Linked DNA regions of Homo sapiens: region 2 is linked to region 1. The links are chromatin loops, found by intact Hi-C in ENCODE. Cell type or tissue: mammary epithelial cell. All regions are shown on one strand. Links, peaks and the distances in the headings refer to the core of each region. The heading gives the core; the rest is flanking DNA.

Region 1 (16,738 bases), core at 5,807-10,806:
TAGCAATTCTACTCCTAGGTATTTAGGTAATAGCCATAGAAAACACTTCCCTAAGAATGTTTATAGTAGCTTCATGCATAATAATGAAATTGGAAATGCAGCAAATGTCTATCAGTAAGTGAGTGGATAAGCGAACTGTGATATATCCATACAATGGATTGCTACTCTGCACCAGAAAGAAATAAACTATTGATATAAGCAACAACATACATGCATCTCAAAATCATTATTCTGAGTGAAAGAAGCCAGACACAAAATATGATACACTATATGATTATATTTATATGAAATTCTAGAACAGGCAAAATTATTCAATGTGGCCTGGTTGCTGGGATGGGAGAGGGGAATAGGTATAGAAACAGATTGGGGTCAGGTGCGGTGGCTCACCTGTAATCCCAGCACTTTGGGAGGACAAGGTGGGCAGGAGTTCAAGACCAGCCTGGCCAACATGGTGAAACCCCGTCTCTACTAAAAATACCAAAATTAGCCAGGCATAGTGGCAGGTGCCTGTAATCCCAGCTACTCAGGAGGCTGAATCAGGAGAATCACTTGAACCCAGGAGGTGGAGGTTGCAGTGAGCCAAGATCGCGCCACTGCACTCGAGCCAGGGTGACAGAGCAAGACTCCATCTCAAAAAAAAAAAAAAAAATTAGATGGGTGTGTTGGTGGGGGCCTGTAATTCCAGCTACTCTGGAGGCTGAGGTGGGAGACTTGCTTGAACCCAGGAGGCAGAGGCTGCAGTGAGCCGAGATCACACCACTGCACAGCAGTCTGGGCAAAAGAGTGAGACTCCATCTCAAAAATAAAAGTAAAAAAAAAAAAAACAGACTGGGAATAAGGGTAAAAGAACGTTCTCGGGTGATGGGAATTTTCCATAACTTTACAGGAGTGAGGATTACATGAGTATGCATTTGCCAAAACTCATTGAACTCTAACGCCACACTGTGCATACCTCAATAAAAACTTTACCTCAATTTAAAAACCACACATAGCATTTACAAAAGTGAACCTGTTACTGAGGTACGAAGCAAGTCTCAACAAATTTCCAAGTTGGAATATATAGAGTATGTTGTCTGACCACAATGTAATTAAGCTAGAAATCATGATAACCAGAAAATCCTCATGTGTTTTCAAAATGGTCTTAGGGAGTGCAAGTGCACTTTTTTGTTTTTTGTTTTTGAGGCGGAGTCGCGCTCTGGCTCTGTCGCCCAGGCTGGAGTGCAGTGGCACGATCTCCGCTCACTGCAGGCTCCGCCCCCCGGGTTTACGCCATTCTCCTGCCTCAGCCTCGCGAGTAGCTGGGACTACAGGCGCCCGCCACCTCGCCCGGCTAATTTTTTGTATTTTTGGTAGAGACGGGGTTTCACCGTGTTAGCCAGGATGGTCTCGATCTCCTGACCTCAGGCGATCCTCCCACCTCAGCCTCCCAAAGTGCTGGGATTACAGGCGTGAGCCACCGCGCCCCGCCCGCAAGTGCAGGTTTCTTACAGGGATATGTTGTGTGGTGGTGAACTCTGGGCTTTTTACTGTACCCATCACCCAAGTAGTGTGCACTGTGCCCAACAGGTCATTTTCCTCCTTCGCCTCACCCCCTCTCATGCTTCCACCTTTCGGAGTCTCCAGTGTCTATTATTTCACTCTATGCCTGTCTGTACCCACTGTTTAGCTCCCATTTATAAGACAGAACATGTGGTATTTGACTGGCTGTTTCTGAGTTATCTCATCTAGGACTGTGCGTTTTGATTTTAAAAGAACACCTCTAAAGAACCCAGAGTTCAAACAAGAGATATAATGGAAATTAGAAAATATTTGGAATTAAATGCTAAGGAAAATACCAGATGTATACACATGTATTGCGTATGCCTACTACAGTGCTCGGAGAGAAACATGCAGCCATAAGCACATAATTATAGAAGAAAAAGAGCTGGCCGGGCGTGGTGGCTCACACCTGTAATCCCAGCACTTTGGTAGGCCGAGGTGGGCAGATCACCTGAGGTCAGGAGTTTGAGACCAGCCTGACCAACATGGTGAAACCCCGTCTCTACTAAAAATACAAAAATTAGCTGGGCATGGTGGCATGTGCCTGTAATCCCAGCTACTCTGGAGGCTGAGGCAGGAGAATCACATGAACCTGGGAGGCGGAGGTTGCAGTGAGCCAAGATCACGCCATTGCACTCCAGCCTGGGCAACAGAGCAAGACTCTGTCTCAAAAAAATAATAATAAAACATTTTAGTTGATATGATTGTGAATGCAGAAAGTCCCAAATAATCAATAAATAATTATAGAAATAATCATATCATTTAGCAAGATTGTTGGAAGCAAATGAATAAAAAATCAACTGCATTTCTATGTAACTGCCACAAAATTTTAAAAAATCAAAAAATGTAAAATCCATGAAGACCCTAAAAATAAGTCTTCAAAGATATCCAATACCATAGAGAGATATTAAAGAAGACCAAAGGCCAGGCGCAGCAGTTCACGCCTGTAATCCCAGCTGCTCAGGAGGCTGAGACAGGAGAATCCCTTGAACCCGGGAGGCGACAATTGTAGTGAGCTGAGATCGCACCACTGCACTCCAGCCTGGGCAACAGAGCAAGACTCCATCTCGAAAGAAGAGAAGGGAAGGGGAGGGGAAGGGAGGGTAGGGGAGGGGAAGGGAGGGGAGGGGAGGGGAGGGGAGGGGAGGGGAGAAAGAAAAGAAAGACCAAAATAAATGGAGAGATATATTGTTCCATGTGCACGGAGGGGAAAACTCAATGTTGTAAAGAGGAGAAATATCTCCAAATTTATTTTAAAATTCAATGTATTCCAAACCAAAATCTCAGCAGGATTTTTCTGGAGCCTGACAGACTGTTTCTAAAATTTATGAAGAAGAAAGGGCAAGGGCAAAGGTCAGCCAGCACACTTCCAAAGAAAAGCAAGGAGGGTAGCCTTTTCTACTTGTAACTTATCACGAGAAGTGTGATATTAGCACAGACATAGACAAACATACCAATAGAATAGAACCCAGAGCCAGAAGCAGACCTATGCATTTATAGGCACTTTATGTGAAACAGAAATCACACTGCAAAGCAGTGGAGAAAATGTCTTTTCAGTAGGTATTGCTGGGAAAATTGGGTATCAGTATGGAAAAAAAATGGCATTGAACTCCTACCTTACACCACACACGGAAATCAGTTCCAAGTAGATTAGACCTGATTAAGGCAAGACAATGTAACTTTTAGGACATAATTTAGGAGGATATTTCCATGACCTCAAGTAGAAATGGTAAAGATATGCATATCTTTTTTTTTTTTTTTTTTTTGAAACGGAATTTCGCTCTTGTTGCCCAGGCTGGATTGCAGTTGCACGATCTCGGCTCACTGCAACCTCTGCCTCCCTGGTTCAAGCGATTCTCATACCTCAGCCTCCTGAGTAGCTGGGATTACAGGCATCTGCCACCACACCTGGCTAATTTTTTGTATTTTTAATAGAGACAGGGTTTCACCATGTTGGCCAGGCTGGCCTTGAACTCCTGACCTCAGGTGATCTGCTTGCCTCGGCCTCCCAAAGTGCTAGGATTACAGGCATGAACCACCACACCTGGCCAAGATATGCATATCTAATGCCCAGAAATTTCACTCCTGAGTATACGCACTAAAGAAACTTATGCATATCTGCAATATATAGGATATATATAATGATTTAGACTCTATATATGTGCGCCTATATATATGTTCATGGAAGCTTTTTTTTTTATAACAGCATCTAACTGGAAACAATCAATCCAACAGGTAAAACTAGTAAATTGGATAAGTAATTTCTGGCATATTCATACAATGAATATTCAGTCACAAAAAGGAATGAAATACTAAACATGGATGAACTTTGAAAACATGATGCTAAGTGAAATAATTCAGCCACAAAAGGCTGAATTATTCCATTCCATCTCTTGTGGCTGAATTATGCTTCTATTTATATGAAATACAGAATAGGCAAATCCATAGAGACAGAAAGCAGATTAGCAATTGCCAGGAGCTGGGGCTCGGGGGGAGTGGGGAGTGATTGCTAATGTGTACAAGGCTTCCTTTTGGGGTAATAAAAATGTTCTGGATTAATACTGGTAGGGTTGTACATCGTGAGTGTCCTAAATGCCACTAATTGTAAATTTTATATTTTGTGTACTTTACCACAATAAAAAAGAATGAGGACATAAATTTCCATAACACTATTAACCTATCTATACAATTTCTACATATAGAAATCTAAACCTAGCCCACTTTGGGAGGCCGAGGCAGGCGGTTCACCTGAGGTCAGGAGTTCAAGACCAGTCTGGCCAACATGGCGAAACCCTGTCTCTATTAAAAAAACAAAAATTAGCCAGACCTGGTGGTACGTGCCTGTAATCCCAGCTACTAGAGAGGCTGAGGCAGGAGAATCACTTGAACCCAGGAAGTGGAGGTTGCAGTGAGCCAAGATGGCACCACTGCACTCCAGCCTGGGCAACAGAGTAAGACTTTGTCTCAAAAAAAAAAAAAAATTCACAGGCACCAGGCATTGCAGCACTTTGGAGGCTGAGGCAAGAGGATTGCTTGAGGCCAGGAGTTTGAGACCAGCCTGGGCAATATAGCAAGACTCCATGTCTACAATTTTTTTTAAATTAGCTGGGTGTGGTGGTGTGCACCTATAGCCTCAGCTACTCAGGAGGCTGAGGCAGGAGAACTGCTTGAGCCTAGGAGTTCTTGGCTCCAGTGAGCTATGCTCACACCAGCCTGGGTGACAGAGCAAGACCCTGTCTCTAAAAGAAAAAAACATTCATAGGACCTCAGGGGATGAGTGGACAGTTCATAAGACCTTAGTGAATGGATGGACAGGTCATTTTACTCATCTCAGGTTTACCTGGATAGACATGAACTTGATCAGTAATTTTGCCTTAGATGGTTCTACAAGCAGCCTGGAGGGGTTGCCTATAATAACAAAATGGTGACACCTGGGCCCCTGCGGCACTCCTTGCTCTGAAGAAAAGACAGACAGTTCAGGTCAACTCCATAGGACGATGCCAGACCTCAGTTAGTTGGGTAGAAACATGTTGAGTCACAGGGAGCAGGCAGGAGTCCCCAGTGGTAGGAAGGGAAGACCTCTCTCTCTGTGTTATACTGACAACTAGACCAAACGACTTTTCATGATTATCCAGACAATGTTTTATAAAGGTCAGGTAGGAGACTGGCAGGACTTGTTTTCTGGTCACAACCCTGCTGACCAAAACAAGTCCAGGCAGGATAAAATTCAAAAAAAACAAAAAAACAAAAAAAAAGGCTGGGTGTGGTGGCTCACGCCTGTAATCCCAGCACTTTGGGAAGCCGAGGCAGGTAGATCACGAGGTCAGGAGATCGAGACCATCCTAGCTAACACGGTGAAACTCCATCTCTACTAAAAAACAAAAAATTAGCCAGGCGTGGTGGCAGGCGCCTGTAGTCCCAGCTACTCGGGAGGCTGAGGCAGGAGAATGGTGTAAACCCGGGAGGTGGAGCTCGCAGTGAGCCGAGATTGTGCCACTGCACTCCAGCCTGGGCGACAGAGCAAGACTCCATCTTAAAAAAAAAAAAAAAAAAAAAAAAAAAAAAAAAACCAGCAGGAATGACCAGATGAAGACAAAAGTGATCCCTATCTGCTCTCATTGCTCATTGGTATAGAACACCCTCACCAGTGTCATGGCATTTATAAACTGTCATGGCAATGACCTGAAAGTTACTTCCCCTTTCCATGGCAATGACCCAGAAGTTACCTCCCCTTTCCATGGCAGTGACCCGGAAGTTACTGCTCCTTTCCATGCCAATGACCTGGAAGTTACTGCTCTTTTCCTAGAAAGTTCTAAATAAATGACCCCTCAATTTACATTGACCCATTACTTAATTTGCATGTAATTGAAAGTGGATTTACATGAGTATAAATATAGTTGCCAAGAGCCCATAGGTGGCTGACTCTGGGCACATTGCCTATGAGTTAGCCCTGCTTCGCAAGGAGCAGCACCATTCAACGAAAATTGCTGTCTCACACTACCAGCACCCTTGAATCCTTTCCTAAGTGAAGCCAAGAACCCTCCTTGGCTAAACCCCAATTTCAGGGCTAAACTGTACTGCAATGAAGTGACAGTCTCTTGTGATCTACATAAAAAAATCTTAACTCCAAAATGAGGACCTCAGTCACCAAATTCAGATTCTAGACTTTGAGCTTCATCTTCCTGGAGATCAGACTTGTGGTCCAAGCTCTAGATATCAGACCAGTCTTTGGACTCTAGAACCAAGACTTCCATTTCTGGATTCCATTTTCCAGGTTCCAGTTTAATCAGAAGTAAACAAATCACCCCTGCAGGCCAAATCCAGCTGCTGTGTGTTTTTGTAAATAACATTTTGTTGGAACATACATTAATTCCTTCTTGTGTTGTCTATGACTGCTTTTATGCTGGGACAGCAGAAATGAGCAATTACAGCACAGACTGTCTGGCCCACAAAGCCTAACATAATTACTTTCTGGACTTCTACAGAAATAGTTTGCTGATGTCTCGTCTAGATTCCAGATGCTTCACTCCAAACCCCAAAATCCCAGAATTCAGATTCCAAGCTCTAGATTCCACAGCACAAACTGGAGATTCTGGAGGTTGACTCCAGACCTCAGACCCAGCCTCCAAACTCCATTCCTCTGCTCTAGATTCCCAACCCCAGACCCCTGACAAGACCCCAACCACCCTCTAGAGACTAAGAGATCTCTCCAGTGAGAGATCTACTGAAAGAGACAGGAAAAAGTGATGGAGAGAGTGTCAGCCACAGAGAGACAGATATAAACAGAGAGAGAGAGTGTGTGTGTGTTAGTTGTCTGTCTCAAAGACAGAAACAGCCAGAGAGGCAGTACCCTGACCGAGAAGCTCAACTGAGAAATACAGTGATAGAAAGAGTTTGTGGCCATCCATTCATTCTCATTTATTCAGTAAGTACTTATCAGGTACCTACTATGTGCTAGGCAGGGTTTTAGGGGCTTTGGATAAACCAGTGAACAAAACTGGCAAAGATCCTTGTTCTTGTTGTAGCTGAAAGATACAAACAATAGAAAATACATCCAATAAAATAAATAACAAATTAGATATACATTTATATGTGTTAACATAATATTGTAAATTAGTACAAATCATATATAATAAGTTAAATAATAAGGAAGATTGGGGAGAGGGAAGTTTGCAGTGTTAAAGCAGTGACAGACGTTCCATAAACTGGCGAGTGGACAGATAAACCATGGTGCATCCATACAATGGAATCCTATTCAGCAGTAAAAATGGAATAAACTGCTGATAGCTGTGTGACCTTCGGCAAGTTACTTAACCTCTCTGATACTTAACTCTGTGAAATGGGGCTAATAATCAAATCTTCCAGGTAAGGTTCCTATGAAAGTGAATTACTGCATGTCAAGTGCTTAGAACAATGCCTGGGCACAGAGGCTGTAGGCTGTGTCTGCTGTCAACACCTGTATTTCCGTCTCCATACCTTTCAGACTCACTGACCCTGAGAACTCTTTGTGCCTGTGTTTCCATCTTCCCCATCCTAGCTTTCTGACTCTGTCTCCCCCAGCCTCCATCTTGGTGTCTCTGTATCAGTGTCTCTGTGTCTCTATCCCTATCTAACTTTCTCTGTTTCTGTCACTGACTTTCTTTGCCTTTCTTGCACTCTGAGTTTCCATCTCTCCAGCTCCCCATCACTCCCTCTCATTCCAGATGTTGCTAACACTGACTTCTCCCAGAGACCACTGGACAGTGGGACATTTTTGGTTGCTATGACTTGGCAAGGAGGGTGCTACTGGCATCTAGTGGGCAGAGGGCAGGGATGCTGCGTAATATCCTACAGCACACAGGGCAGTGCCCACAACAAAGAATGATTCAATCAGAAGTGTCAGTAGCGGCCAGGTTGAGAAATTCTGCCCTAGGTTATGGTTTCAGGGTCTCACCGCCTAAGGTGGAGAGGATCCCTTATGGCTGTTGCTGCCCAGAGATTCTGTGGGAGGGTGGAGAAGGGAGACGGCTAAAGAATCCCAGAATCCCCTCCCCACCAGGTGCCAACCTGATGACCACAGCAGAAACCCCCTGCACCAGGCTCCTGGGATATGTCGTCCACAATGTCACAGGTGTGTGTGTTGTGTGTGTGTGGTGGGAGAGTGGTGTAAGTGTGTGTGTCTTAGTCTTCTCTGGCTCCCATAACAACATAACACAGACAGGTGGCTTCCACAACAGAAATTTATTTCTCACCATTCTGGAGACCGGAAAGTCCAAGTCTGAGGTTTAGCAGGTTTCAATTCTCTCTCCCTCTTTTCCTCTTCATATTAGGGCACTTAATTTCATCATGAAGGCCCCACCCTCACAACCTCAGCTAACCCTCCTCACCTCCCAAGGGTCCCAGCCCCAAATGCCACTATCTTGGGGCTTAGCACTTTGACATATAAGTCTGGAGAGGGGGGGACACAATTTGGTCCATGGCTTTGCGTGTGTGATGTGTATGTCCCAAAGTGTCACCGTCTTCAAGCAGACAGGGTTGCTTCTAAGTTTACATGCCCGTATGACGTGTGTATGGGGGTGCTTGTGTGGCTGTACTTGTGTGATTTTTGTGTATTGGGGTGAATAGGCATTTCCATTCATCCGAGGCTGTTTCTGGATTATGATATCACTGTAATTTACCATGTGACTGGATCTTTGTGGTTGTACCTATCTGGTTCAGTGTCATGTGCTGTGTGTATCATGGTGTGACCACATTGTATGAGTCACCCTGCAGCTTTGCAAGAGTGTGTGTAGCCAAGCGTGATGTCACATGGGAGGTTGTGTCCTGTGCCTGTCACCTGGTCCTGTGTCCCTGAGCCTGACTCCAGGGTTCTGACATGTAGCTGCATGTTTAGTCATGCCCTGCTCACTGGGGCCTTGGGAGGCCTTATGGGACAGTGGTTAAGGAAATAGGCTGTGGAGTTGCCCTGCCTGGGTTCAAAGCCCTGCCCTGCCATTTATTAGCTGGGAGACCCTGTAATCCCAGCACTTAGGGAGGCTGAGGTGGGTGGATCATGAGGTCAGGAGAGCGAGACAATCCTGGCTAACACAGTGAAGCCCTGTCTCTACTAAAAATACAAAAAATTAGCTGGGTGCGATGGCAGGCACCTGTAGTCCCAGCTACTCAGGAGGCTGAAGCAGGAGAATCGCTTGAACCCAGGAGGTAGAGGTTGCAGTGAGCCAGGACTGCGCCACCACACTCCAGCCTGGGCGACAGAGTGAGACTCCATCTCAAAGAAAAGAAAAGAAAAGAAAAGAAAAGAAAAGAAACTGTGTGTCTGAGGATGGTGTAAGAGGAGGTATCGGAGGGACAGACCAGGGGCCTGGAGTTTAGAACGGACATGTCCTGGCTGGGCACGGTGGCTCAAGCCTGTAATCCCAGCACTTTGGGAGGCCAAGGCGGGTGGATCATAAGGTCAGGAGATGGAGACCATCCTGGCTAACATGGTGAAATCCCATCTCTATTAAAAATACAAAAACTTAGCCAGGCATCAGGCATGGTGGCAGGCGCCTGTAGTCCCAGCTACTCAGGAGGCTGAGGCAGGAGAATGGCGTGAACCCGGGAGGCGGAGCTTGCAGTGAGCCGAGATCACGCCACTGCACTCCAGCCTGGGTGACAGAGCAAGACTCTGTCTCCAAAAAAAAAAAAAAAAAAAAAAAAGAACTGACATGTCCTTTAGCCTCATCATGCCCCAGCCCAAAAAGCAGACCTGGATACCCTGCCCATGTTTTCCCCCCTGTATTAGTCAGGATTCTCTAGAGGGGCAGAACTCATAGGATTGATGTATATAAAAAGGGGAGTTTATTAAGGATAAGCGACTCACATGATCACAAGGTGAGGTCTCACAATAGGCTGTCGGCAAGCTGAGGAGCAAAGATGCCAGTCCAAGTCCCAAAGCTGAAGAACTTGGATTCCAATGTCGAGGTCAGGAAGCATCCAGCAGGGGAAAACGTGTAAGTTGGGAGGCTAAACCAGTCTAGTCTTTCCACGTTCTTCTGCCTGCTTTTATTCTGGCCACGCTGGCAGCTGATTAGATGGTGCCCACCCAGATTGAGGGTGGGTCTGCCTTTCCCAGTCCACTAAGTAAAATCTTAATCTCCTTTGGCAACACCCTCACAGACACCCCCAGGGAACAGTACTTTCCATCCTTCAATCCAATCAAGTTGATGCTTGATATTAACCATCACACCCCTCAATACAACCCACACCTTCCTAATCCTAACCCTGACCCTCGACTCTGAACCCCTCCACTTTGTGTCCTGATTCCATCCCCAGGAGCTGTGATTCCCCCTGAAGGATCCCAGACTCCATTCCCAAGCACTTTCTCCAGTGCCAGCAAAGTCCTCATTGGTGGCAACAGGAATACAGTCTGCACTTGCAGCCCTGGCAGGCAGCCAGCACCGTCAGTGGAAAACTTTAAGACGCTGGGGCATCTTAGAGCATCCACAGTGGGTGCTGTCGGCTGCACACTGCCTCCAGAAGTGAGTGCTGGGTGGGTCTGGGGCAGAGCGCCAGCTAAGAGGCAAGCGCTGGCTGGAGGAGAGTTTGAGTGAAGGAGAGTCCCAGGCCAGGGGTGGCAGGCTAGCAGGGATGGGGCCTTATGCATGATGGGGCTTAAGAAGAGGGCAGAGCCTTGGTCAGAGATGATGCTCTCGGTTCACTGCAACTTTCACATCCTGGGTTCAAGCGATTCTCCTGCCTCAGCCACCAGAGTAGCTGTGATTACAGGTGTGCACCATCATGCCCAGCTAATTTTTGTGCAAAGGGCCTGGGGCACAGGTGGAGTTGAGCAGGGGTGGGGTTGAGCAGGATTACGGCTTTGGGATGGGTGGAGCCTGATAAGGGGTGGGGCTTGAGCAGAGGGCAGCGCCTTGGTCAGAAGCTTGCACAGAGGAAAGGGCTTGGGCTAGGGGCAGGGCTTGAGCAGGGATAAGACTTTAGGAGGGGTGGGGCTTGAGCATGGGCCAGGGCTTACCTTGGTGTAAGGTCTGGCTAGGAGCTCAATATTGGTGGAGTGAGCTTTAGATGATTTTGCTAGGTCTGAATGAGAAGCAGAGCCTCCATGGAGTCAGGGAGACTAGGTTATCTCAGAACCCTGGGTTTGAGCCAACTGTGGAAGCTTCGGAAGGAAAGGATAACCTGAGAGACGTAGGTGTTCCAAGAAAAGGGGAGGAGATGCAGGAGAAAGACCTAGTCAGCCCTGGGTGTGAATCCCAGCTCAGCCTCTGGGTAACTAGGTAATGTTGGCAGGTGACTTCCATTTTCTTTTTTGTTGTTGTTGGCGGGGGCCCTTTTTGACCTTTTGTTTTGACCTTTTTTCTGATGCTTCTTGACTCTATATCTCCTGGTTTTCTGCACACATCCCCTGTTTTCTTTCCTTTTTTTTTTTTTTTTTTTTTTTTTTTTTTTTTTTTTTTGACAGAGTCTCCCTCTGTTGCCCAGGCTGGAGTGCAGTGACGTGATCTCAGCTCACTGCAACCTCCGCCTCCTGGGTTCAAGTGATTCTCCAGCCTCAGCCTCCCCAGGAAGCTGGGAGTACAGGCGCGCACCACCATGCCCAGCTAATTTTTGTATTTTTAGTAGATACGGGGTTTCACTATGTTGGCCAGGCTGGTCTTGAACTCCTGACCTCAGGTGATCCACCCGCCTTGGCCTCCCAAAGTTCTGGAATTACAGGCGTGAGCCACCGCGCCTGGCCGTAAGTTCCATTTTCTGGGCGTTCCTTTTCATCAGCTCTCAAGGGCAGGAGATGGTGACAAAGTTAGGGATGAGGATGGTGTTGGGATGGATTGTGGTGGAGACAGGGGTGTAGCTGAGGGCAGGGTCTAGGATGCAACAAATCAACATTTGCCCTGGATGTGCAGTTTAGGGGAACAGCCAACAACATTAGTAACCAAGATCAAGATTTTAGGATCATTTGCGCCTCCGCCCTCCAAACATGCACACACTAAGGTGTCCATCAGGTGCCCTGGGTAGTCCATGTTACCAGATGTGTCTGAAATTATGCTGATGTTGGCACAATACAATTATCAAGGAGACCCACCAGGGAAGACCGTGAACTTGAGAAGGACCCATACATTCAGGACCCTGCCCCTCTTCCCAAAAGCCATGTATTTCAGGTTTCATAGACTGGACACATCTGGCTTTTCTCAAGCATCTTGTGACCCAAGCCTCCCTGTGGTCCTAGGCTCCTCCCTATGGACACAAAGCCTAAGTCAGCCACCATGTTGGACACACCCACAAGGGGGCAGACGTGGGCAGTGCCATGTGATACATGTGACTGGAGAGGCGCACGGGTGATGGTGGGCTAGTTGCGCCGAAGTGACGCCATAGTGGTGCGCCGGGATCCTCATAGTGCTGATGATGTCAGAAGATGCGCCAAACGCCCTTCAGCTGTTTAGAACCAGCGCGCTTGCGCAGTTCCTGCTCGTCGGGCTCCTGCTGGCCCAGCAACTATAGGGAGCTAGCAGGCCAGTGGTTACCCACAAGCTGAGTGTGGAGTAGACAGAAAGACCCAAATGTTAGCAATCTGGGATCCCCAAGCCCTGTGATAATCTGAAATTCCACTTACCACCTCCTGAGGCCCTGGTACCAATGGCCCCTACTCCTGCCTCTCAGATAGCTAAGAGTTCCAATGTGTGGGCACACACCCATTGGGCTGTAGTCCCCAAGCTCCAGTACTTTTGTCCTCAGAGGAGTCAAGGACTCTCTCCCCAACCCATTAAAATACAGGAGTCCAGAATCCCAACATTTTCCTTCTCCAAGACCTTGGACTCCCGGCTTTCAGCCTTCTCCAACTCCAGGTACAGAACCCATGGGTTCCTACTCCCAGCCACGTTTTTCAGGACCCTGACCCCTGCCTTCTTACCAGGTTTGGTAGTGGGCCTCAGAGAGCTCACAGCGGGGGACAGTGCATGAAGGACCACAGTTAAAATGTCCACATTCAAAGAAAATCACTTGCCAAGATTGGGAGCAGAGCATACACTCCTCAGTTCCCAGGACCTAGTCACCGTCCTAGGCCTCTGGGATGGGAGTAGAGGATCCATGAGGACAGGGTCCTTCTCACCTCCTATTCCCTGACTGTGCCCTTATCTACCTACATATTCTTCACTTATGCCTTCCCCTCAGTTTCTCCAGGAGCCTCTGATATGTTTTTAAAATACTGTTTTCTCTCTAGCTTTAAAAAACTTTTGCCTCTTTTCCCTGGAACTGTATCCTTTTTTGTTCCCACCACCCATCTCATGTGTTATAGGTTCCCAAAAGAGAGAGAAAGGGGAAAAGACCAGAGGGCAAGAAGTTCTCTGTGGTTGGGGATGAAGATAAGGTCACTGGATACAGTGAGTTCAGACAAGTGGTCACTTGGAGCCAGTCATTCAGGCTCATTCATCTGTCACAGATATTAAATGGATGTGACACTCAGTATGTATGACACACAAATTTGGTCCCAGAGTTTGGGTATCTCGGCCAAACTCAGGGTCATACAAGGGCACAGATGTGGCCATACTAGATTGTGGACCTACATATATGCACAACCAGACTTTCAAACTTAGGTATTGGTAGGTACAGCATTTACAGCTTACCTTCACGTAACATATAAATAGATCTCAGCTTCGAGGGTCACTATATGGACATTGATATTTGTATGTAAGTGTGGACAGTTAAGACATGGGTGTGGCTAGGCACAGTGGCTCACGCCTGTAATGCCAGTACTTTGGGAGGCCAACGTGGGTGGATGACCTCAGATTGGGAGTTCAAGACCAGCCTGACCAACATGGAGAAACCCCTTCTCTACTAAAAATACAAAATTAGCCAGGCATGGTGGCACATGCCTGTAATCCCAGCTACTCGGGAGGCTGACACAGGAGAATAGCTTGAACCAGGGAGGCAGAGGTTGACTTGAGCCAAGATCATGCCATTGCACTTCAGCCTGGGCAACAAGAGCAAAACTCTGTCTCAAAAAAAAAAGACATAGGTGTATGTGTGCATACACACGCGCACACACGCGCACACACACACACACACAGAGCTTTGGACATAGAAGCTTGGACCAAAATCTACACTCCACTGTAGGTCTGGATACCCAGTGTTCCAGTTGCACACACTTGCACACAAGGTCTGAACGTACAAGGTGGGGGCCTTAGTAAAGGTACACAGGAGAGAGACACTGATATGCAGTGTTGGGTTTGACTTTGAGGGGACATATCCTGAGTAGCCCCTCCAAAAGCAATTCACAGACATGGGTCTATAGTATGGTGGTTGTATCCAAAAGTATGACCACCTGGGATCAAACATATTATTTCTGAATCTTTGAGAAAATTATTTGACCTCAATGTCTTTCCATTTCCTCATTTGTTCATGGGGGTTTCCTTAAGACTTAAATAGAAAAATGTGTCTTTGTGTGTATGCCTGTGTGTGGGTGTGCATGATAATGCCTGGCACACAGTAACTGTAATGCATAGTAATAAATATCAGTTATTTTAATCAAGGACACATGACTTAGTTATGGTACATACGTGTGCACGTTCAGATTTTGAAAACAAATATAGCCAAAATCAGACATATGTGCAGACCCAGATAAAGTTAGTCAAAGCTAATACTGTGATTCATCCATAAAACCACTTAGTGGTGATTCAGAGTTGCAGACACCAACCCCAAGGGCCAGACATTCAAATACAGCTTCATAGGTTAGATTCCTGGCTACTCCCAGACACAGAGTTGGGCATTTATGGGGAAAGACATATTCTGGAGACACAGGCAGCTGGGACAGGAAAGATTTATCTGTCTCTAGATCACCCCCCAAGTCAGACACTTGGTGTTGAAGGTTACTCATCAGTTTTCCCATATGGGGACATGGCTCACATGTGTGGGCAGGTAGTGGACAGCAGGGCCTTGCACACCCACCACATACACATGTGCATGCACATACACACACACACAACACACACACACGCACACAGAACTGCACTACGCACAAGTACCAAACAAGGACTTTTCACAGTCAGAAGACCCTGAGCCTCTACACTGGGAAACGTGGATATGTCCCCTCAAAGTCAAATCCACACATAAACAGACAGCAACAATAGGGCACATCCAGATCAGATCCCCATATTTTTCCTGCCATCTTTGGGAACTGGGCCTGGCACACTGGTGAGGCTAGGGTAACAGATGTGGCAGACAAGGGGTATAAGGAAGAAAGTATAAGTTTGTTTTGCAGGGAAGGTTAGAGAATTTAAATTATGATTCTGAGAGAAAATTCTCCATGGGCCTCTCATGTTTCTACATGGCTTCAAAGTGAAAAAAAAATTGCTTTGGACTATCAAGGATGTTTGGCTAGCAAGCCATCTTGCAAATGGTATTTTCAACAAAACAGCTTTGCTTACCGACCAGTGTAATAATGTGTCCCTTAAAGCAGATTTGTTTAGTGTTCAGTACAATAAATATAGTATGTTCCTCCAGAGCAGGTCTGTTTGTGGTCGGGATAACGAAGAATGTGTCTCCCTCTCGGACAAATATTAATAGTCCCTTCATACGATTCAGGATTCCTAAGCTCAGGTTTCTCAGCTGTGGGTCAAAGCATCGTGTCACAGGATCCTCCTAAACTTCTCTGATCATTCCTGTGGGACTTAGGGTCAAGGCGAACTGATGTGAACACAAAGCTCATGCTGTCTTCTGTGCTGTGAGTAATAAAGTCCTTTGCCTTTGATCCAGAATCCAGTGTGTTCTGCCAGTATCCATAAAACTGTGGCAGGCTAACTTATTTGTTTGCCAGTTGGCAAAATATCAGCCCCTTCAGAGTTTTTGACAAACAGTTGGGCACTAAGGCTGCACCTGTCCAGCTGGAGATGGAAGGGTGGGAGGTAGGAGGGGCCCCAGCTGGGCACAGCCACATGACAGAAGAGGGACCAAGGCTAGGTTGAACTTTTTTGAGGGCAGTGTAAGCCAAGCTGAAGTTGAACTTTCTTGGCCCTTGGAGTTAGGAGGGGCCCCAGCTGGGCACAGCAAAATAACAGAAGAGGGAACAAGGCTGAGTTGAACTTTTCTGGGGATAGTGTAAGCCAAGCTGAAGCTGAACCTTCTTGGCTCTAGCTGGATCCTTCCAGATACAAATTCATCCCACCTTTGGCATAATAAATTTCCTTTCGCCATTTGTCTCTCCTCCTCCCCAACATGCTCTTCCTCTTGGGTTCTCCCTCTTGGGAGAGTTCACTGCTTCCTCAGGCACCAGGATAGATGCCAAGTGCCCCACATCCTGCCAGACACTGGCCACATTCTATCTGTCCCCTGGATCTTCATTTTTAAAGCCTCAGGCCACATCCTCTAACTAGACCCTTTCCCCAGTCTCCTGACCATAATCAGAGTCTTCCCACATGTCTTCATTCCAACTTTTGGGATCCCTACCCTTTCAATTATGCCTTCACTTTAATGGCAGACAGCATGCATGCTGAGGATTTAATTAGCACTGTAATTCAGCCACTCACACAATAAGATTCTAGGTTTGATTTTCAGAAATCTCAGCTCTGTGGCTACAGGAGATAAAGGTTTCTTTCAACATCATAGACATAGCAACTTTAGATTATTTCTTCAGTCTGAGATCTGGAAATTTAAAGTCCTGTGCTCATTCTTTTCTTTTTCCACTTTTGCCAACACAACTAGAAGCAATCATCCAATTTCATTATGCTTG
Region 2 (15,284 bases), core at 5,644-10,643, 58 kb after region 1:
CTCGCATACCCCCAGAAAGGTCTCAGGAATCCTTCCACTCCAGAGTTCCAGAATCTCCACTATAACAGCCTGAGATGGTCAGAGAGGCCCTCCCCCAGGGACAGAGAGGGACACAGAAGGACATACAGAGATGAATATGGTGCTTTTCTTCAAGATTACCATCATGTTTTCTCTTTATTGAGTACTACTTCATACCATATTTCATGTTGATCAGGTTTTCTGAGGTCTTCAGCTTCTTAAAAACAAAAAAAGAATAAAAGATTCTTAATATAAACTTAGGTATAACCCAGATTAATCTAATGGGAAAAGAAATAACAAATGTAAATAGCGAATCTAAATGATAAAAGGAATAATACGGGAACTATTCAAAAGAGTATACAGTACCAAAATCAATGCAAAATTTAGAAGATGTGGAATTTTTTAATTTAGCAATTGTCTTAAATGCCTTATAAAGTTCTTCTCCTACATTCTTTTGTCCTCATACTCTTCAGTTATCTCTGCTTATCATCAAATGATTTTGTAATCTGATTTTCTTTTTCTTTTCTTTTTTTTTTTTTTAGACAGAGTCTCGCTCTGTCGCCCAGGCTGGAGTGCAGTGGTGCGATCTTGGCTTACTGCAACCTCTGCCTCCCGGGTTCAAGCAATTCTTCTGCCTCAGTCTCCCGAGCAGCTGGGACTACAGGCGCATGCCACCACACCTGGCTAATTTTTGTATTTTTTTTTTTAGCAGAAACGGGGTTTCACCATGTTGGCCAGGCTGATCTTGAACTACTGACCTCATGATCCGCTCACCTTGGCCTCCCAAAGTGCTAGGATTACAAGTGTAAGCCACCACACCCGGCCTGTAATCTCATTTTCTAGGGGAAGAAAAATAATTTCATTTTTATCATATTTGATCAAAATCTGTTTTTCATTATTAATCCTTTAGAAACATTTCTTTCAGCTTCAAAGCTTTTATTTATTTAAATTTCATATGATTTGTCTAGGATTCTTGCCCAATTTGGGGAGAAATAATAGTAAGTTTCTTTCAAATGTCAGCTGAAAGATTTCAGGACATTTCAAGTGTTCTGATCCACCAATTAATCTAACACGGTTTATAAGCTAATGACACTAGTTTATCGTTCCTTTTCTTATTGAGGGATATTATTATGAGTTTATGTTATCTTCATCAAGTCACAGTTGTGACAACTAGCAAATATCAGTTAAATGAGAAATTAATGAATAGCTATATAGATGGGATGAGATACAGAAACAGATGGACAAACAGAGAGGGTTAGAGAGGCTAGAAAATATGAGAGATAACCTTTGTTATCTAACACAAAGAAAAGGCTTCTTGACACAACTTCAGAAGCACAAATCATAGACCAAAATTTGGATGTACTTCATTATAGGAAAATTTAGAATTTTTGCTTAGAGGGCACTGTCATCCAGAAACTTGTATAAGAATTCAGAATTTCTATTTATAAAAGATGACTTATACAATGTTCAAAACCAAAAAGAGATCACCATTTAGAAGGCACAAGAAACTTCTGACATGAACAAGAGAGCAACCCCTAAAAAAATGGACAAAGCATATGAACAGGCAATTAATAAAAAAGAAAAGTCAAGTGGGGGGAGGGATAGCATTAGGAGATATAACTAATGTAAATGACGAGTTAATGGGTGCAGCACACCAACATGGCACATGTATACATATGTAACAAACCTGCACGTTGTGCACATGTACCCTAGAACTTAAAGTATAATTAAAAAAAACAAACATATATATATATATATATATATATATATATATATATATATATATATATATAAAGAAAAGTCAAAAAGCTAATGTGGGGAGAAAATGGTGGCTAGGAAGCAGGACTAACTTGCAGCTCCCACTCAGATGGACAGAGCAGCATGTGGAGACTCACGTCTTGAATTTTTGCTCCAAGAACTACTGCAGGAACATACCAGGAAAGCCAAGAGAACCCACAGACCCTTTGAAGGAAGCACATTGCTGCTGCAGGCTCCAGGAGACAGCTGAAAAACTGTGAGTGCTCAAAGTGTGAAAAGTGTGAAGGGGGGATCATCCGCCCCTGCACACACATCCTCACTGGGGAATCTGAAGGTCCAGATCATGGGAGAAGGATTTGACCTTACCTGGAGCCGAGATGAACTTAGAGAGCTGAATGAAATACGGGGGGTAGAGAAAGCAGCAGGAAGAGCCCTGAGGGTACTGTTGGTCCCCAGGGAAGCCATTTCTGACTTCATCTCACAGGGGTCCTTGGGGAGGGCTGCCAACGGAATTGGGGAAAGACTACAGGGAGAAGGAAGCTTCCAGCTGAACTTTGCAACAATTTCAACTGAACACGAAGTTTCCTGGACAGAACTCAGGGGAGGGGGTGAACTGTGAGTGCAGACATGAGCACAGAAGCTGCAGCAGGTGGGGAGGCACGAAACCTGAAAGCCCTGCTTGCTTTCTCAGCAGGGAGGCTTGTAGCCTGGGGCGAGTTCCCAGCCCTGCGCACCTGCTGCCTGCAAACAAACTGTGCATTGATTGGGGATGCACACAGTGGGAATGAGACCAGCTTTTTGGGCTGCATGGGAGCTGGGTGAGCCCTGAAACTGCTGGCTTTCTCCCACTTCCCTGGTGACCCACATGATGCAGTAGAGGCAGCCATAATTCCCCTGGGAACATAACCTCATTGGCCTGAGAACCACACCCCACCCCCACACAGCAGCCACAGCGACCCTTACCCAAGGAGAGTCTGAACTCAGACACCCCTAACCCTGCCCCCACCTGATGGTGTTCCTCTACCTGCCCTAGTAGCCAAAGACGAAGGACATACTCTCTTGGAAGCTATCTGGCCCCATCCTCCACCTGAGAAACCTGAATACTTATCCAGGTAACCCTAGGGCAAGCTGTTTTCCTCCCTGTACTACTGCAGCTGATGCTGTCTTGAAAGTGCCGTCTCCTGGCTGGAGGCCAACCAACACAAAACCAGCGCACTAAAAAATAATACAACCAAGGAACCCCAGCGAGTCTACTTTACTCCTCTGTTACCTCCAACGGAGCAGGTGCTGATATCCACAGCTAAGAGACCTGAAGATGAATCACATCACAGGACTCTTTGCAGACACCCCCCAGTACCAGCCCAGAGCGCAGACGCTCCACTGGGTAGCTAAATCCAGAATCTGAGCAGCCCTTGAGACCCAGATCTTCCTTCTGACATAGTCTACAAAGGAGAAGGAACCAGAAAACCAATTCTGGTAATACGACAAAACAAGGTTATTTAACACGCCAAAAAGATCACACCAGCTCACCAACAATGGATCCAAACCAAAAAGAAATCTCTGAAATTGCCAGAAAAAAAAAAAATCAGAAGATCAATTACTAAGCTACTCAAGAAGGCACCAGAGAAAGGTGAATACCAACTTAAAGAAATTTTAAAAAGTGTTACCGGATATGGACAGAAAAATCTCCAGAGAAATAGCGTAAATCAAAAACAATTACAATTTCTGGAAATGAAGGACACACTTAGAGAAATGCAAAATACACTGGAAAGTCTCAGCAATAGAATCAAACAAGTAGAAGAAAGAACTTAAGAGCCCAAAGACAAGACTTTTGGATTAACCCAATCCAACAAAGACAAAGAAAAAAGTATTTTTAAAAAATGAACAAGACCTCCAAGAAGTTTGGGATTATGTTAAACAACCAACCTAAGAATAATTCATGTTCCCAAGGAAGAAGATAAATCTAAAAGTTTGGAAAACATATTTGAGGGGAATAATCTTCCTTGGCCTTGCTAGAGATCTAGATATCCAAACATGAGAAGCTCAAAGAACGCCTGGGAAATTCATTGCAAAAAGATGACCACTGGTCGGGCGTAGTCGTTCACGCCTGTAATCCCAGAACTTTAAGAGACTTAGGCAGGCCAATCACAAGGTCAGGAGATCGAGGCCATCCTGGCTAACACAGTGAAACCCCTTCTCTACTAAAAATATAAAAAAGTAGCCGGGTGTGGTGGCACGCACCTGTAATCCCAGCTACTCGGGAGGCTGAGGCGGAAGAGTCTCTTGAACCCGGGAGGCGGACGTTGCAGTGAGCCGAAATCGCACCACTGCACTCCAGCCTGGGCAACAGAGTGAGACTCCATCTCAAAACAAAACAAAACAAAAAAAAGATGACCCCCCTAGGCACATAGTCATCAGGTTATCTAAAGTCAAGATGAAGGAGCATCAGGTAACCTATAAAGGAAAACCTATTAGATTGACAGCAGATTTCTCAGCAAAAACCCTACAACCTAGAAGGGATTGTGGTCCTGTCTTTAGCCTCCTTATACAAAACAATTATCAGCCAAGAATTTTGTATCCAGTGAAACTATTGGCAGAACACACAACAACTCCGGGTCAGAGACAAAGGACTTTATTACTCATGGCACAGCCGGCAGCATGAGATTCATGTTCACATGGGCTCACCTTGCCCCCCAGGTCCTACAGGGATGATCAGAGTGGCTCAGGCAGATGCTGCGCACACAGTGGTTTGCGTCAATGCTGGGGAACCTCTGTTTACATGTATTTACAAATCTTCAATCTTATAAGGGAGATGCAAGGAAATCTGCTTGACTTTGAAACTCGGAGAGATATTATCTTTGTTATGTCGGACTGCTGATCCACCTGCCCCGGAAGGACATGTTGTATTTACTATCCTAGCCAATAAATAAATCATTATGGAAGGACATTATCTTTATTATCTAAGACAGTGAACAAACATGCTCTGATGCTCTAGAGAAACATCCATAAAAAGACAATCTGGAACTCAAAAGTGGCTAATACCTTTTTCAGGAGACAGGCAGAAAGGTAAGAGAGCCATGGATAATTGTCTCCTAACACCATTCAGTTCATGCTCTCGATGCTTCCCTACAGGATAATCTCAGGCTTCCCAACCAGGCATTCAAAGTGCAGGCATTTGGTCTGGGATACAAAACCCAGCCTCAGTTTACCTGGTTTTTTTGTTTGCTTGTTTGTTTGTTTTTGAGACAGAGTCTCACTCTGTCACCCAGGCTGGAGTACAGTGGTGCGATCTCGGCTCACTGCAACCTCCACCCCACCATGGGTTCAAGCGATTCTCCTGCCTCAGCCTCTTGAGTAGCTGGGATTACAGACACACACCACCACACCTGGCTAATTTTTGTATTTTTAGTAGAGACAATGTTGGCTAGGCTGGTCTCAAACTCCTGACCTCAAATGATCCGCCCGCCTCAGCCTCCCAAAGTGCTGGGATTACCGGCGTGAGCCACCACGCCTGACTTGATCCTGTCTTTCTCATGCTATCTTCTCACTCCCCGTTTCTCACGGTTTTCTGCCTTCACCATTCCCTCCCTCTTTTGATGCCTCTTCCTCACTCCAGTCCTTACTTTATCTCTTCTACACTCCCCGACTCCACCCTCCTTTGTTTTTGCCCGGTCCCTATTTCTGCAGGCTTCTCTTTCCAGCTCCCCGTGTCTCCTTCTCTAGACAGGAAGCACCCATCTAAAAAGGTGAATGCTCCTGCAGTGAACAATCATCTCCAGGCCCACCTGGCCAAGGCTAGAGCATCCCCCAGCCCTCCTGACCTGCGTCCTGAGGTGTGGAGTCAGGTGCAGGGGAGAAAGGAAGCTTCAGTGACAGGTATAGCCCAGTGGTTCCCCAATGGGGCAAAGTTGTCCCCTCCACCCGCCCCACCCTCCTCCACCCATCCAGGGGCACACTGGCATTTTCTGGCAATCTCATCACATTCAGGTTCTGCAAAGACACACATCGGGGGGGTTGCCACTTTATTTGTGGGGTGCAGAGATGGAGGAAGAGAGAGGAGAGAGGGTCTGCCCTGAGATAGTAGACAGTGACAGGTGGTAATGCTCTCCACGGACCACTGAGAGGGACCTGGGGACGCAACGCGCCACACACACAGCAAGGGTGGAGCTGAAACCTGGCAAGAGCCACATTATTCTTTTTTTGCTAATTTGTAATTGTTGTGGGTACATAGCAGGTGGATATATTTATGGGGTACATGAGATATTTTAATATAGGCATATAATGTGTAATAATCACATGAGGGTAAATGGGGTATCCATTACCTCAAGCATTCACCCTTTGTGTTACAAACAATCTAATTATATTCTTTTTGTTGTTTTTAAATGTACAATTAAATTATTATTGACCACAGTCACCCTGTTGTGCTATCGAATACTAGATCTTATTCTATTTCCTCGTACCCATTAACCATCCGCACTTCCCCACTACCCACATACCCTCACCCTCCCCAGCCTCTGATAACTATGCTTCTACTGTCTATCTCCATTAACTCAGTTGGTTTTGTTTTTGTTTTTTGTCCCTATTTCTCCAGGCTTCTGGAGATGGAGTCTCGCTCTGTCTCCCAGGTCGCTGGAGTGCACTGGAGAGGTCTTGGCTCACCACAACCCCCTCCTCCCAGGTTCAAGCACTTCTGTGTCTCAGCCTTCCAAGTAGCTGGGAATACAGGCACGCGCCACTGCGCCTGGCTAATTCTTGTATTTTTAGTGGAGACAGGGTTTCACCATGTTGGCCAGGCTGGTCTTGAACTCCTTACCTCAGGTGATCCACCTGCTTCAGCCTCCCAAAGTGCTGGGATTACAGGTGTGAGTGCCCGGCTAATTGTTTCAATTTTTAGCTCCCAAAAATAAATGAGAACCTGTGAAGTTTATCTTCTGTGCCTGACTTATTGCACTTAACATCATAACCTCCAGTTCCATCCATGTTGCAAATGACAGGCTCTCATTCTTTCTGATGGCTGAATAGTGTTCCACTGTGTATATGTACCACATTTTCTGTATCCATTCATTTGTTGATGGACACTTAGGTTGTCTCTAAATCTTAGCTATTGGGAATAGTGCTGCAATAAACATCATTCTTGGCAATACCACAGCCAGCTTTCCTGCACTGGGAGGTGGGGTGTTCCATGATGACTTTTTACAATCTCAGCCTGGGCAACATATCAAGACCCCATCTCCACAAAAAAAAAAACAAAACGTAAAAATTAGCCAGGTATGGTGGCACACACTTGTAGTCCCAGCTACTCGGGAGGCTGATACCAGAGGATCGCTTAAACCCAGGAGTTTGAGGTAGCAGTGAGCTATGATTGCACCATTGCACTCCAGCCTGGGCAACAGAGCAAGACCCCAACTCTAAAAAATAAAAACTAAAAGAAGCTGACAGGATCACGGGGAGAGGGGAGCAGAAACACAGACATGGGGAAAGTGAGCAGGAGTCACGGGAGGGAGAAGACACACGTCTCCCCAGCTCCCTCCTCCCTCAGACCCCCCAGCCCCTCCTCCTTCAGACCCAGGAGTCCAGGACCCCAGCCCCTCCTCCCTCAGACCCAGGAGTCCCAGATCCCAGCCTCTCCTCTCTCAGACCCAGGAGTCCAGGCACCAGCTTCTCCTCCCTCAGACCCAGGAGTCTGGGCCTCCACCTCCCTCCTCCCTCAGACTCCCCAGCCCCTCCTCCTTTAGACCCAGGAGCTCAGGACCCCAGCCCCTCCTCCCTCAGACCCAAGAGCAAACCTCCTATGAACAAACGCAGAAGGGAAGCTTCCAGAAAGGGAAGAGGAGGGAGCTGGAAAGTGGGCTGGGGGCTCAGGACTCTAGCGAAGAGGTCTATGGGTGGGGGTGGAACACAGAGAGGGAGACGCAGGCAGGGCAGGCCTTTCTCTCCCAGCCCCAGAGTGCAGGACCCAGGAGTCCAGGCCCCAGCCCCACCTCCCTAAGATGCCCCAGCCCCTCCTCCCACCGACCCAGGAGTCCGGGTCCCTAGCCTCCTCCTCCCTCAGACCCAGGAGTCCAGACTCCAGCCCCACCTCCCTTAAACCCCCCAGCCCCACCTCTCTCAGACCTCCCCAGCCCCAGCTCCCTCAGACCCAGGAGTGCGGGCCCCCAGCCCCTCCTCCCTCAGACCCAGGAGTCCAGACTCCAGCCCTACCTCCCTCAAACCCCCCAGCCTCCTCCTCCCTCAGACCCCCCAGCCCCTCCTCTCTCAGACCCAGGAGTGCAGGCCCTCAGCCCCACCTCCCTCAGACTCAGGAGTTCAGACCCTAGCCCCTCCTCCCTCAGATCCCCCAGGCCTTTCTCCCTCAAACCCAGGAGTCCGGGCCCTCAGTCCCACCTCCCTCAGACCCAGGAGTCCAGACCCCAGCCGCTCCTCCCTTGGACCCAAGAGTCTGAGTCCCCAGCCCCCTCCTCCCTCAGACCCCCCAGCCCTTCTTCCTTGAGACCCAGGAGTCCTGGACACCAGCCACCCGTCCCTCAGTCCCAGGAGTCCCGGCCCCCAGCCTCTCCTTTCTCAGACCCAGGAGTCCAGGCACCAGCCTCTCCCTCCTCAGACCCAGGAGTCCAGGCCCCCAGCCCCTCCTCCCTCAGACCCAGGAGTAAAACTGCTATGAACAAACGCACAATTGATGCCACCTATCGGTAAGGCCCTCCCAGGACAAAAGAAGAGAAGATGTGGGTTTTTCTGCCTCCTCCCCTCCAGCTTCCCCCAGCACAGCCCAGGAAATAAAGTCTCAGAGAAGAACTCGTCTGCGTGTGACATTCTCTTTGCTTGACGTCACACTCTCATACCAGGGTCTCACACCTCCATTTCCTCTCCCTGGGCCTCAGTTCCCCCATCTGTAAAACAGGGGTCTTGATAAAGGGGTCACAGGGATTCAGAAAAAGATACCACATCTGGGAGATCAAAACAGTGGCTTCTGGCTGGGCGCGGTGGCTCACGCCTGTAATCCTAACACTTTGGGAGGCCAAGGCAGGTGGATCACTTGAGGTCAGGAGTTCAAGACCAGCCTGGCCAACACTGTGAAACCCCAACTCTACTAAAAATACAAAAATTAGCCGGCTGTGCTGGTGGGTGCCTGTAATCCCAGCTACTCAGGAGGCTGAGGCAGGAGAATCGCTTGAACCCAGGAGGCGGAGGTTGCAGTGAGCCAAGATCATGCCATTGCACTCCAGCCTGGACAACAAGAGCGAGACTCCGTCTCAAAAAAAAAAAAAAACAAAAAACAGAAAACAAAACAAAACAAAAAGCACAGTGGCTTCTTCCAGTGCCAAATCTGCTGCTACCCAACTGTGTCATCTGAGAAAGACCCCACATAACCATCCCTCCCCAGCTTTCAGTTCCCAAGGGTAATAGGACAGACTGATAATGGCCCAGCACTCACTCAGTGCCGGGCACAGATTTCAAGAATGAACACCTCAAAACACTCCCACAGAAGAGGGAGGAGCAATTATTACCCCCACTTTATAGTTGAGGCAGCTGAGGCACAGAGAGGCTAAGTGACTTGCCTGAGGGTGCACAGTATTATGGGACAGAGGCAGAACTCAAACCCGGGCCACCTGGCTCCAGCGGCTACATCTGAATCACGTGCCGTGTTAACCGGTCTTGCAAGCCTCAGCCTGATTTTATGATTCGCACACCTGCTCCATGGGTATGACCTCATCCAACCCCTGTGAGGTCCCTCCCATTTCCACCCCACCGCAACGGAAGACCCCTTCGCAGATGAGCACCTGACACCCAGAGAGCTGATGCTTCTCACAAGGGGCACCAGGACCCCGAGAACCATTCTCTTGATTCCACTTCTGCAGCCTGGGTGACCTTCACCAGTGACCCCCGCACTCCCGTCTGCTCATGTGTTAAATGAATGAATCGTCATAATTTACTATATGCTCTGAGCTCCTAACACAAACTAAGTCGTTACTCCTCGAAAAACTCTACGAGGGGATCCTCTGATTTTAAGGATAAGAAACTGAGACACAGAGAAGAAAAAACTCTTACCAGGGTCTCCCAAAATAGTAAGTAGTGGAACAGAGATCTGCACCCATGCTGTCTGGATCCAGACCCAGCGCCCTGAAACAGCAGCTTGTCTGGTTCCAGAAGGAACGGAGGCCGTGGTGAGACTAAGTTAGAAGAGGGCCAGCACCTCATGGGGAGGCCCTTCGGGCACCACGAGTCCAGTCCCGCTCCGGAGGTGGGCAGTCTGCAGGCCCCCTGAGAAGGGGGTTTGAGGGGAGGCTTTTTCCTGCTGGGGAATCTCAAAGGGCTTAAAACTGCAGACCGAGAAGCCGGGACCTTGCCCAGGGGTGATGGGGAGCTGCAAGGGAAGGCTGTGAGCAGGGGAGGGGCGGGGTGATCTCCAAGTGCAGAGAGACCCTCTAGGGCCACGTGGTGACCGACAGGAGGCTGTCCTCCCGGACAGGAGGAGCGAGGGTCCAGAGAGAGAGGAGGACGTCTGAGCTGGAGCCAGGCCAAGGGGACAGAGAGGAGGGGACGGGGCAGAGAGAGGCAGGGGCCGAAGGGACAAGGCTGGGGACCGATGGGCTGTAGGGGATAAGGGGAGAGATGGGGCAAGGTCAGTGCCAAGGGCGTCTGGCCGAATAACTGGGTGGTCGGTGACGCTGCCCCTGAGATGAAGAACGTGGAAGAACAGGGAAGGAGGGTTTGGGGAAATAGAGCAATGAGTTGGGACTCGGTAAGTGAGAGGGGCCTAGGGACAGTGGTGCAGGGGGCGCCCAGGAGCAGGTGGCTGCCCAAGCCGGAGTTCAGGGTCAGATGGAGGAGACCTGCGTGGTTGGTGGATGAACCACGGGAGTTGATGAAAAACTCCCAGGGAACGTTCTCAGGAGGAGGAGCCGGGCAAAAGTGAGACTCAGGCCGCGGTGGGCGGGACCCAGGCCGCGGTGGAGGTGAAGGACGTCCGCGGACACGTCCAGGAGGACATCGATCGCGCGAGCCTGAGCCAGACACAGTGGGCGGGGACGGGGCGCCGACGTCACCGCGTGGGGGCGGGGCTGCGGGAGCCGCTGGCTGCGCGCCCTCCAGGGAGCCGAGCGCAGACCGGGTGCGCGCCTGGGTTCGGCGCGGCGGGAGCGCCCTCAGTGTCCCCGTCTGTATCAGGGGTGCTTCATCAGTACCTGCCTAGGCTGGTTAGGAGGAGGAGCACGTGCGATCGTGACGGGAAGCGCTCAGCACAGACCTGGCACCGAGGAAGTCCCAGGGGCTCGGCTCCTTTCCCTCGTCACCACCGCGCCCCAACAGAGGGAGGCGGCTGCAGGGGTGGCGGCGAAAGGGCCCACCGGGCGTTCCGGAGTCGGAACACTGATTCCTCTCCCGCGTGGCCTCTCGCTTCTGCAGGAACCTTGCTTGTGCTGCCTCCTGTCTGGGCCTCAGTTTCCTCCGTATTCAGCAGGAAGCCATAAGGTTATTAATATAAACACCTCACAGGGCTGCCGGGAGCCGGAGTGAGATCCTACAAAGAGAGCACTTGGCACGGAGGAGTGGCCTGCAGCCGCATTCCATAAACAGGGCTGCTCAGCTGAAGCGGTGGCCCAGGGTGAGGCCCGCAGACTTTGAGCATCAATTTGTGGGGAGGGAGGCAAAGGGACATAGGAGTTCTAGAATAGCTTCCAACCTGGGGATCTATTATGTCTGCCGGTCTGGGCTTGTAGAATGTCTGGAGACCCGACGTTCTAGAATGCATGAGGTTTCTGGGGACTCCAGAGTGCCCGATGTTCGAAGGTTCTAGAGTGTTTGGAGCTCTGTGGTTCTAGGCTATTCTAAAATCTTACCTTCCAGAGTGTCCTCCACTGCCAGAATGTCTTAGGGCCTGTGCTTTTAGAATCTGAAAGTCTGATATTCTAGAAATTCCAGGGGCCTGTAGTTCTAGAATGGCTGAATCCTTCCCATAAAGATGATGACTTTCCACACATGGGGAGAGACCACGCTTACAACAGGTCCCATCCTTCACTGGGTGACCTGAGTGAGGTCAGTCCCTCCTGTCTTGGGACCTCCTCATTAATTAAGCCAAAATAGACTCTAGATAATTGCTTGGGGCCCTCTGGGGTTCTGAGACATTGGAAGCCAGCCTCAAATACCCAAAGCCTTGGGTCATCTCAGTGATCATCTCCAGCCTCTGGGATGCAGAATCCAGATTTCAAGCTCTAGAACCCAGAAATAAGACTACAGGACCAGAATAGAGACCCTGGGTTCCCAGACTCTAAATTCAGACTCTAGAGTCAAGATTCTAGCAATCTCAGAATCGTGAAAGCCAGGTCCCTGTCTCTCAATTCAGCCTTTTAAAAATTTATTTACTTATTTATTTATTTATTTAGATTTTTCATAGAGATGAGGTATTGCTGTGTTGCCCAGGCTGGTCTCAAACCCTTCAGTTCCAGCAATCCTCCTACCTCAGCCTCCCAAAGGCATGAGTCACTGGGCCCAGCCACAGTCCAGGTTTTCAATGCAAAAACAGATTTGAAACTCCAGACTGTATGTTCCAAAGTCTACTCCTGAAAGCTCAGAGGCTAGATCCACCCTGTAGAATCCAGACCCCAAGCCTGGCATGGTGTCTCACGCCTGTAATCCCAGCACTTTAGGAGGCTGAGTCAGGTGGATCACTTGAGATGAGGAGTTCGACACCAGCCTGGCCAACATGGTGAAACCCTGTCTCTACTAAAAATATAAAAATTAGCTGGGCGTGGTGGTGGTCGCCTGTAATCCCAGCTACTCAGGAGGCTGAGGCAGGAGAATCTATTGAGCCCAGGAAGTGGAGGTTGCAGTGATCTGAGATCACGCTATTGCACTCCAGCCTGGGTGACAAGAGCGAAACTTCATCTCAGAAAAAAAAAAAAAAAGAATCCAGACCCCACAATTCAAAATCCCAAATCTACCATTTGTAGTCTAGGCCCCAGGCTTCTCATAGCAGGTGCAAAGGTTTCCAGCCTCGATTGCCAGATTCCAAACACCAGATTCCAGGCTCCTATTGTGGGTTCTAGATTCGAATGCCCCGGGATCCAGAATCAAGGTTCACGATCTGTCACTCAAAGGCCCGACTCCAGGATCCAGATTCCAGACCCCCAGCCCAAGAACTCAGACTTTGAAATCCATATTCCAGACTGCAGGTCATTAATCTCCAACTCAAGATCCTCAAATCCAGAATCCAAGACCCAGATCCAGAACCAGATCCGGATCCAGAACCCGGGATCCAGAACTCTGCCCCAAGCCCAAGAACAGGGACTTTAGGATCCAGTTTCCACACTCCAGACCCCAAATTCCAGACTCTGTCTTTTGATCTCCTCCTAATTTCTGTTTTTGTCCTCCTGTCCCCTCCCCCTTGAGGAACTGCTCCTGGTGGAGAATTCCTCTTTGTGGACTCAGACAACAGCTTCAACCTAATAAATGCTCATTAGGCCAAGTCTCCCACCCCACCAGCAACCAAGGCGTCTCTGCCTGTAAACCTGACTCTCAGCCACCTCCCACCCCACCCTACACCACCACACCCCCAGACCCAGCTGGGACTGGGAGCTTATAAATTCAGGCATCCTGGTACCTGCTCCCTTCTGGCACCCAAGCTGCCCTAGATGCTGCTGGAGGATCTGGAGGAGGTGAGAGCTTTGAGACAAGACTGAGGGAGGGGCAAAGGGGAGATTCACTGTGCCCTGGTTTCAAGGGGAAACGTTGACCACGCTTGGAGAACTGAGTGTCAAGGGCATGGGTAGATCCACGTGTCCTTTACCAATGCCCCAAATTGAACCTGAACCAAGAAAATGTCCTGGAATGGCCAGAAGGAGCTGCAGTGGTGGGGAGGGAGGGGGATGGAGTGGATCAGGAGGACGTCCCTGAAGTACTTGTATCAGAGCCAAGAACGTGGTCAGGAGTGATCACGGGTTCAAGTCAGTTCAGCACAACCTCCCGGAGGCCTCCTGTGTACCAGGCCCCAGGTGGGGCAGTGCTGAGGTCACAGAAAGAACCTGACCTGAGCCCCATCTTCAAGACCCCCAGATGGAGAAAAGAACAGGCCAGACCTCAGCAAGTATGGGGCATCTGCGCTGTAATGGAGACAGAATGGGTGCTGTGGGATTCAGGGGAGACACCTGTTAGGTGTTGGGGCCTCCCAGAAGAGGTGGGGGCAGAGTGTCAGAGGACAAAGATGAATTTGGAAGATATGGGGAAGAAGGATTTCAATTCACCCTCAAAGCTTCCTGAGGCCTCCCGTGGGTCGGGCCCTGCAGTACTGGAGACCCAGAGTGGAGTCAGACCAGCTCCTCGGGGAGCTGCCAGTCTCGTAGGGGAGGCAGACACCACTGAGGGTCAGGGGAGGTCAGAGAAGGCCTCAAGGAGGAAGCGGGGCTGGAAGGGAATGGCGTTGGATATGCGGTGGGAGGAATAGCCTAAGCATGAAATGGCAGGAGGGAAAATGGCAGCACTGGCTGCGTCTAGGACAAGGTCATGGGAGACCCAGGGAGAGGGGCTGGAAGGGAAGAAGCCACTTTTGTCCTTGAAAGTGAGGCTGGAGCCAGGCAACTCATGCCTGTAATCCCAGCACTTTGGGAGGCTGAGGCGGGTGGATCACTAGAGGTCAGGAGTTCAAGACCAGCCTGGCCAACATGGTGAAACTCCGTCTCTACTAAAATTACAAAAATTAGCTGGGCGTGGTGGCACACACCTGTAATCCCAATTGCTTGGGAGGCTGAGGCAGGAGAATCTCTTGAACCCAGAAGGCAGAGGTTACAGTGAGCGGAGATCACGCCACTCCACTCCAACCTGGGCTACAGAGCCAGACTCCGTCTCAAAAAAAAAAAAAAAAAAGAAAAAAAAAGAAAGAAAGTGAATTTGAAGAGCTGGACTTTATCCTGGTGGTGCCAAGGATCCATGGAGGGTGGTGAGCAGGGGAGGGGCACAGCCAGCTCCAGATGTAGAAAGACCCTTTGGGGTCATGGCTGGAGGGCAAGCTGGTGGAGGGGACTGGACTGGAGGGGGACCCAAAAGGCCAGATAAGAGGGTTGAGATAGACCAGGCGCGGTGGCTCATGCCTGTAATCCCAGCACTTTGGGAGGCCGAGGTGGGTGGATCATGAAGTCAAGAGATTGAGGCCATCCTGGCTAACACGGTGAAACCCTGTCTCTACTTAAAAAAAAAAAATTTCCAAAAAATTAGCCGGGCACGGTGGTGGGCGCCTGTAGTCCCAGCTACTCGGGAGGCTGAGGCGGGAGAATGGTGTGAACCTGGGAGGTGGAGCTTGCAGTGAGCCGACATTGTGCCACTGCACTCCAGCCTGGGTGACAGAGTGAGACTCCGTCTCAAAAAAAAAAAAAAGTTGGGACAGGGGTCCTTGGTGATGATGGAGAGAGATCCAGGGGCTGGTAGCATGGTGCTGGAGGCTGACAGGTGGAGGAGGTGGGGCAGGGTCTGTCCGAGTGCCTAGAGGAAGAGTAAACCTTCCAGAGATGGGGGACCCAGAA

The links. Peaks named below come from ENCODE experiments on the same cell type or tissue, not always from the same donor. Only the 100,000 strongest peaks of a DNase experiment are listed, where the experiment ranks them.
Region 2: it touches region 1 in a loop (2.0-fold over the local background); 4 of 110 quality-filtered maps call a loop at or near these places.

What each region holds. Positions count from the first base shown.
Region 1 is chr19:50,888,863-50,905,600 of GRCh38, reverse strand. It overlaps the pseudogene KLKP1. Among named protein-coding and RNA genes, the nearest start is that of KLK4, 14 kb to the left of the region's middle. RefSeq lists enhancers at 8,534-8,663, 8,694-9,073, 14,301-14,410, 14,481-14,530. In mammary epithelial cell, for the core only: a CTCF peak has its summit at 7,821 (motif pointing left); DNase peaks (open chromatin) are centred at 7,900, 8,240 and 8,810; H3K27ac peaks cover 909 bases; H3K27me3 peaks cover 172 bases.
Region 2 is chr19:50,831,670-50,846,953 of GRCh38, reverse strand. The region is part of intron 2 of LOC105372441 (a long non-coding RNA gene); the gene reads right to left. It overlaps KLK15 (kallikrein related peptidase 15), which reads left to right and starts at 13,380. Exons shown (of 6, transcript NM_017509.4): 1 at 13,380-13,427. RefSeq lists enhancers at 2,017-2,538, 2,539-3,061, 10,521-10,570 and silencers at 6,347-6,534, 8,406-8,535, 10,731-10,990. In mammary epithelial cell, for the core only: a CTCF peak has its summit at 8,462; no DNase peak of the experiment used is centred there; H3K4me3 peaks cover 140 bases.